2 separate regions of the Homo sapiens genome follow, and region 1 is linked to region 2. Evidence: chromatin contacts called from ENCODE Hi-C or POLR2A ChIA-PET data. All regions are on one chromosome and are shown on one strand. Each heading gives the region's core, a stretch centred on a gene start or an enhancer-like site at or near the end of the contact. The rest is flanking DNA. Distances are from core to core; before and after follow the strand shown. Region 1 overlaps PRKCQ (protein kinase C theta). Region 2 holds the start of IL15RA (interleukin 15 receptor subunit alpha).

The links. A loop is a pair of places that touch in the nucleus more often than their neighbours do. ChIA-PET counts read pairs that join two places held with the same protein, here RNA polymerase II (POLR2A). Pooled maps may share reads with other maps.
Region 1: a pooled map shows a loop between it and region 2 (4-fold over the local background). The contact joins the enhancer-like site here to the promoter of IL15RA in region 2. A Hi-C loop is called at or near these places in 5 of 50 pooled maps. POLR2A ChIA-PET finds 5 or more read pairs at or near these places in 3 of 52 experiments (CD8-positive, alpha-beta memory T cell, GM12878 and activated T-cell).

What each region holds. Positions count from the first base shown.
Region 1 is chr10:6,541,301-6,545,420 of GRCh38, forward strand. All of the region lies in intron 1 of PRKCQ (protein kinase C theta), which reads right to left. Among named protein-coding and RNA genes, the nearest start is that of PRKCQ, 37 kb to the right of the region's middle. Within about 2 kb of position 2,276, at least 5 of the 41 ENCODE cell types and tissues checked have a DNase peak (open chromatin) inside an H3K27ac peak, as active enhancers do.
Region 2 is chr10:5,975,540-5,979,436 of GRCh38, forward strand. IL15RA (interleukin 15 receptor subunit alpha) reads right to left here and starts at 2,004. Exons shown (of 7, transcript NM_002189.4): 1 at 1,866-2,004. The coding sequence starts at 1,953. RefSeq lists enhancers at 258-527, 658-737 and silencers at 1,628-2,007, 2,098-2,767.

The DNA of each region.
Region 1 (4,120 bases), core at 1,026-3,525, 570 kb after region 2:
TCAGTCTACATGATCATTTTGATTCTGCATTCTACTGACCCTTTGAGTTTTGTGTGGTCTGCTATAAATCTGGCCTAACTTCTAAATCTTAAGGACATTTATTTCTAGAAATGCTGATGACTAGGGCAGAATCCAGTACCGAATTCTATGACCTGCCCCTAAAGACCCCCTTTTCCTGGATCTGAAGGAATTGTTGCCCCCTAGGTGCCCACTAGGTACTTTTCACGTTTCTAATAGGAGTGTTATGAGCCATTTTGTTAGATATCTCATTGAAATCATGTTCTCTCACTGGTCTAATAATTCATTAGTCTGGGGACTCTACAAAAATGGAAACTAGGTGAATCTGGCATGAATTTAGTAAGTCCATGTTGAGACCTACTGATTACTTTTTATCTTTTTTTTAACAACTAAACAGGAATCCTCCTGCTATAATTCAAGCCCATTTCTCTTTGAGTGAACATTTAAAATTGCTAGATAGCATTCTCTTTGCATTGATTCTTACTGATGCTGCATATTAAAGCCACCTCCAAGCCTCCTCGTTTCCATATGAAGTAATATCTACTCTTTACTCTTTCTCTAATAAATATTCATATGCACATTTCAAATGATTTTTTTTCTTCTCTGTGGATAGCATCTGATTTTTATGTGACATGATTAAAACGCTGAGCCCAAAGCAATTCTGCGCTATTTAAGTTTAAGGTCAAGGAAAGCAACCACACCTTCTCAACACGTTCCTCAACTCTGTCAGAGGCAGAAGCCTGGGATGCACACATGGACCCCGGCTCTAACTGTGGCCAGTCCTTGTGTTTTCACTAAGAGCAACGAAGCCAATACAAAGCTCAATGAAGGACAGAGTAAACATGGGGAAACTGCTTACCCTCTGTGGGTTTCAGCTTCTTTGCCTATAAAATGAGGGCCTAGAGATTACTCTCTCTAGTCTATTTTCAGCCCAACAACCTGGAGTGGTGCTGACTTGCCAGGCTCAGTGGCTGTCTCACCACTATCCTCAGGTGAATGCATTTGCAGATAGAAGCCTGCTCTCTTGGAGAAATATCCTTGCATTCTGATGTCATGGGAAGAACACATAAGTCCTCTCTTCAGTAATAACCTGCATACAGTAAATACTCATTGAGCATGGATTTTAGACAAGAGCTGGTGGGAGAACATGAACTTCATCCTTGAAATACTCGTATTTTGGCAGAAGCAATAAAACATGAATGCAACAGCATTGATAGAAACTGTAGAGACTTTAACACCCTATAACACAGCATCTGCAGCTTCAGAGTGAACAGTTCTCCCTCGGGGACAACAGCAGAATTGTGTGTAGTTCAACAGCTGGATCACTAGGTACCCGTCACCATCCATGTCTCCGTGTTAGATTCTAGCACCCAGGGGTATGTCCTGGGCCATCAGAAGATCAGCTTAATATTAAATTTGACGTTACGAGGTCTCTTGCCTGCTTTGTGCTTCTAACTCATTACCTAAAAAGAACGAAGGTGATAAAAGCTACCTACATCCTAGCTTTCTTAGGTGTTGTTAGGAATATGCCTGGGAAATAGAGTTGCAAAGTCAAGGTCACATTCTTTTCATTGTTTCTGTTATTATATTCAATTAAAAAGTAATATAAAAGGGTTTCTTTTTCTGCTTGCATTCAGAAGGGCTCAAAGCAAGAGGGAATCCCCACTGCCATCACGTCCTTTCCCTGCGTTGAGTCCTTCCTCAGGGCTCTAAGAAAGTCACAGGCTGGGAAGTCACTATTTTGGTGGAGCCCTGAGGGTGGGCCCTGCCCTCCCTGGAGAGCTCAGCCCTTTCAAGCCTGGCAGGGAGGCAAGGGCTCCTCACCACTGTCCTTTGAAGTCGTGTTCGTTAGCCCAGCAGTTCCTGTATTTCTGTGCGCTCAGTAATTGGTGAGCACACATCCTGCCATGTTTACTTTTAAAAAGAAAGGAAGAAAAAGTCACACAGGTGGAGTTCGCGGAGCTGAAAACAAAATACTCAGCCCTGGCGGAGCAGCACAGGCTTCCCTTAGCTTTCAGCTGAGCGCAGTCTGGTCTCTTTCAGTCTCCAGACAGAGGAAAACAAAAACAAAAACAAAAGCAAAAACACAACACCATGGGGAAAGGTGGCGTTGGGGAAAAAAGGAGGGAGGAAGAAGTCAGAAATGTGTCTGTCATGACTAAATTAACCACATTCATTTTCAGAAGAAGAGTTCAGGCATCATTCTAAAGCCAGCAGCAGCTTCTGTCACCCTTATCAATTAGAGAGACGCTAACCACTACTTTGTGGTTACCTAAGGAAAGCAAACACACACCTCCAGATGCTGAAACACTGTCCTCGATGATCAAACACACAACCCAACTCACACAGCAGGTTGCTGACAAGGCCCACGGTTCTGTTTTCCAGAGAAACACGCTGAGCAGGGCTGAACTGCAAGTGCTGGAAGGAACCCCAGCCTGGGGACAAGGACTGGAGGAAACTGGGGGGTCGGCTGTACTCCTTCCACAAATGTCCTGCCACTCCCATGCACCGCGCATCCTTCCTGGCTGGGATGACAGGGCCTTGTTTGGCTGATGCTCTGAGCAGACAGTTGTCAGGACCGAAAGAGCAGAAGGTGCCAGCCCTTCCTGTTGTGAAAAGGAAAGACATGACCTCCAACCCCACGACACTGAGAGAGCTGTCTCTTTCTCAGATGGTTTGCATATTTCTTCCAAGCAGGCTACCATGGCCATTTTCCCCTCAGCGAGGTCAAGTTCATTACATCATGTATCTTACTATGGTACCTTTACCATCTTTTGAAGAGCTCTCAGGAAAGATGTTTGGGAAAAACGATGTTGGAAGAATCAAAGGGTTATGTAGAATATTCATGGGAATTTTACCAATGGGGAAAATCAACCTGAAGGAAGTTAAACTGTTTGTGAGTCACAGTTTTGAGCTTAATTCCCACTACCTGACATCCATCCTGGAAAGGATGGTTTGTGGATGGCTTTATGTTTCCACCAAAATCAACATCGCTCAAGGTTTTTCATCGGGGAGATTTGTCTGTTTAATGACCTGGTCACACTGTCAACTGAAGAACCAATTTGCCCATTCTAATAATGCGATGACCACAGAATATATTGTTAACGGCAAGGAGAGACACTGTAATTAACTCCACAGTGATTAACTCTAATTGACTTAGGCCAAGGACATTGATAAATGGAGATAACTGGAAACTGGGTCTTCACTTATTGGTTCTATTCATTCACCTGCCCTTAGAATCTGAATTTGTGTGATGACTGTTTAACCTCCTCTCTCGCCTAAGCAGTTGGAGATCCTACCCCACACTCTTTTTTTTTTTTTTTGAGGAGTCTCTTTCTATCGCATAGGCTGGAGTGCAGTGGCATGATCCAGGCTCACTGCAACCTCCACCTCCTGGGTTTAAGAGATTCTCCTGCCTCAGCCTCCCAAGTAACTGGGACAACAGGCACGTACCACCGCACCTGGCTAAATTTTTATATTTTTAGTAGAGACAGTGTTTCACCATATTGGCCAGGCTGCTCTCGAACTCCTGACCTCATGATCCGCCTGCCTCGGCCTCCCAAAGTGCTGGGATTACAGGCGTGAGCCACTGCGCCCAGACCCACATTGTCTTAAGTCAACTCTTTCTTTTCCTGAGTGACAAAGTCTGCTATTATTTCCTTTCTGTTTTTTTTTTTTTTAATCTATAGGGGAAAAATAGCGGGAAAATGTGAATGTAACATTTTTATTTTTACGATACTGGGACTCTGGGAGTTAATCTCTAACTTGCTAAATAAGAAGATTATCCAATTCAGTTAAAAATAATATTAATTACTGAGCACTCACAAATGTGTGACTTCAGGAACCACGGACATGAGAAAGGCATTTTTCTTGCACCTGGTCTTCATGTAACTTATCATTTAGAAAGGGAAGAGAAGGAGGCTAAATTAATTTTTATCATGGCTCAAAGCACTGCACTGGGCGCTGTCTGTTGCTTTACCTGATTTTATTAAATCCTCACAACAACCTTTGAAAAATGGCCTACTGATCCGATTTTACAGAAGAGGCAATGGAGGCTTTCAAAGGTTAAACTGGAATATTCTTGAGGCTGAAAAAGGAAGGA
Region 2 (3,897 bases), core at 754-3,253:
AATATATGCAGTTTATTGTCGGTCAATTATACCTCAATAAGGCTGTTAAAGGGAAAAAAAACAACGGCTGGGCAAGCTGGCTCACGCCTGTAATCCCAGCACTTTGGAAGGCCGAGGCGGGCAGATCACAAGGTCAGGAGTGATCACCATGTTGGATCAGCCTGACCAACATGATGAAACCCCGTCTCTATTAAAAACACAAAAGTTACTGGGCGTGGTGGCGATCGCCTGTAATCCCAGCTACTCAGGAGGCTGAGGCAGCAGAATCGCTTGAACCCAGGAGGCGGAGGTTGCAGTGAGCTGAGATCGCGCTACTGCACCCCAGCCGGGGTGACAGAGTGAGACTCCGTCTCAAAAAAGAAAACAAGAAAGAAAGAAAAAGAAAAAGAAAAAACATTGAGAGCTTTGGGAAGGGAAGGTAGCAACATCTTTCTAAGGTCAAAGGGCAAGGCTGTGCAGCTGATGAGATCAGAGATCTCACAGTGGTGCTCCCCTATCCACTCAGTCTTCAAGGAAGACACCTCCTCTCTGCTGGGCTTTGACTAAGGCTGCATTTCACTTTCATATTGTGTAATCCAGCTGCCCCAGTTGCCAGCTATGGGGTCCTGTGACACTGCTAGCCAACTGGGAGGAACCAACCGGTCACCAACTAACTCTGCTTCTCAGATGTGGGGGGAAATCCAAGCATCAGAGTCTCATGAAAACGAAACTTCAAGAAGCCTCGCAGAGCTGGGGTGGGGGTGGCAGAGGGTGGGGGGGCGTTCAGGCCACACCAGGCAGCAGCAACTGTGCGTGGAATGGCTTTGGCCAGGGCCTGGGCAGACTGGCCCGACTGGATGTAAATTATTCAGGGTCTCGCTTAAAAACACACACAGATCATGGCGTTACTAATTCCTATAGAGAGTCCATGGATGGCCTTCAGTGGGGCTTTGACCCCAAAATCATATGCACATTTTGTAACTATGTTCATTCATGCATTTTTCTGGGGGCCGGGGGTTCATAGCTTTCATCAGACCCTCCAAGAGCTCCCTGACTATAAAAAGATAAAGAAGCGCTGACAAGGATAGAGCTAGACCCTGCTACTGTTTTCCTCCTTCCTCTGGCTGCCGGGACAAAACCCCTAGGAATCGCTCATTCCGTCCTCCCTGCCGAGATCAGAGCTCCGCGACCCGCTTTCTTCTCGAATACACCAAGCGATCACAGATCTCTTCCCCCTTTTTCTGCGAGTGTAGACTCCAGGCTGGCCCCCACTCCCCACCCCCATCCGGTCCCGACCGCCTCTGCTGGTTTCCTGATCGCTTAAGAATTGGAAGTTGTTTCCAGGTCCCCAGGTGTGCAACTTGCCCGACGCGTTTCCCCCTGGGACACAGCTCCTCCCCACCCTCCCAGCTCCCACTGACATAATTTACTTTTGCCTGGGAGTCGGGAGGAGTAGTTTCTCCCGGACCCCTCCGAGGACCGCGTGCTATGCAACACCCGCCCTGCAGTCCAGGCGCCTGGGAGAAGCGCACTCGCCCGTGTCTCCAAACTGCTGGACGCCGCCGGCTCCGCGCTCCCGTGGCCAAAACGGGCTTCTCAGAACTGCTCCTGACCTCGGCCTCGGAGACCCCAGCCAGGCCGCCCGCTCCCTTACGTGGGTGACCCGGGCGCAGCGGCGGCGCTCTCCCTGCGACCCCGGCTCCCGGCACGTGTCCCTCCTGCCCGGCGCCGCGTCCCCTCCCCGGCCTGGGCCTGCGCGCACCGCGCTCCCGAGGGCACCGACGCCCCCGCACGGCCCGGGGAGATGGGGCGCCCGGTTCCCTCCAGCTCCACGTCCCGGCCCCCTTCCAAGTCCCGCCCGGGCGCCCCTGCTCCCAGCTCCCTACCCCGCGTCGCCGGCGGCCGGAGCAGCAGCAGCAGTAGCAGCGCCGGGAGACCGAGGGTCCGGCAGCCGCGCGCCCGCCGCGGGGCCATGGCGGCAGCTCCACAGGACACCGCTGGACTCCCCGGGCGAGCGCTGCCCAGGCCGGGGGGAGGTGGCGAGCGCTGCTCTGGGACCTGCCGCCCCGCCAGTCGCATTCGCTTTCGCTTTTGCTTTGGCCCCCGAGGGCTCGGAGAGGTGCAAAGCGGTGACAGATCCGTGACTCAGCGTCCCCACCCCTGCTGGGGAAGGAGCCCCGCCGGCCGCCGCGGCACCGCACAGCCACCCCTGTCCCCGGGACGCATGGGCCGTGCCCGGTGGGGACCCAGGACCTTACCCACGCAAGCCCGGGAGCCTCCCGGTCCTCCGCGCTCGTCGTGCTCTGGGACCTCCAGTGTGCACTCGGTCCGGTGTCCCCACTGCGAAGAGAGTGGGCAAAGTCATCGGAGAGCAGACTCTCTCCAGCCCTCTCTGCGGCTCGGATCCACTTGACCTCGCCCGGCGCTGGTCGCCTCCAGCTGCTCCGCCTTCGGCTTTCCTGGTCTCCCTCCGCGGCCCTGCGCTCGGTTGTGAGCGGCCGGCCTGGGTGAGTGCCCGCGGAGGTGTCGCCGCGGTGCGGAGGCGCGGGCACCTGCCTGGTGCGCTCTGGCCCGGGCGGAGCGCAGCCCCCGCCACCTGCTGGCTCCCGCGGCCCCCGGCGCCCGCTGGGGCCCCAGCTCCGCCACTTCGCCGAATTCCTGCTGCAGCTTTGCTCCCCTAGAAAATGCCTCATCTTAGAAGGAGAGGGGGCGGAGGGGGGAGAAGGGGGAGAGGAGCCACAGTGCTTCACCTCTGAGCCTCGCTTCCTTAGGTTCTTCCAGGCTGCCATCCTCCTCTTTGGCTGGTGGGTTTTTTTCTTTCTTGGGGTCTCAAGTGAAGCCTGAGAACCGGGTCTGTAAGCTCCCAAGTGCAGATTCTCAGGTCTAGCGGTGACATTGGACAGGACGAGACATCTCCAAGCCTCGGTCATTGCCTCTTAAAATCTCACAACGTGTTTATGAGGCTTTTGTGACATACTTGCAAATTCTCTTTGAAAACGAAATAATCTGTACAATAATCCCCCAAGACACAGGTTTACCTTTATAACAAACCTGCACTTATAACCCTGAACTTAAAAGTTAAATAAAAGAATTTAGGGCCGAGCGCGGTGGCCACTCCTGAAATCCAAGCACTTTCGGAGGCCAAGGCAGGTGGATCGCCTGAAGTCAGGAATTCGAGACTAGCCTGGCCAACATGGTGAAACCCCATCTCTACTAAAAATACCAAAATTAGCTGGGCATGGTGGCGGGCGCCTGTAATCCCAGCTATTCAGGAGGCTGAGGCAGGAGAATCACTTGAACCCAGGAGGCTGAGGTTGCAGTGAGCTGAGATCGCACCACTGCACTCCAGCCTGGGCAACACAGCCAGTTCCTGTCTCTTAAATTTAAAAAAAAAAAGTAGAAAGAATAATGAACCTACCATCCGGCAGTGACCACACAAGGTCCATTCTTTTTTTCTAAGCAGGAATAGCCACCCTTACTCCAACTGGGGAAATCCCACATTATTCAATTTCTCTCAATACTTAATAATAAATCTCAAGATGATAAGATCAAATTTAAAAATTAACAATATTCCTTAATATTCTCAAATATATTGAGGGTTTATTGAATGCAGGCTAAGCATAGCATGTATACAATAGAGCATTTTTTATTCTATGGACATTTATGAAGTAGAGATTTCTCCATTATTACAGACTCTTTGTAAAAGTTTTTAATGGCTGCAAATTATCATAGTTTAACATCCCCTCTATTATTTTAATATTAAAGATAACATTGTCATAAATGTCTTTCTACAAAATCTTGTGAATTTAAGATCGCTTAGAATAGATTTCCTACAGTGGAACTATTGAGTCAACTGGTAGGGAATATTTTTAAAGGCTTTTTCTCTTTTAAACAAATATTTCTATCTTGCTTTCCAAA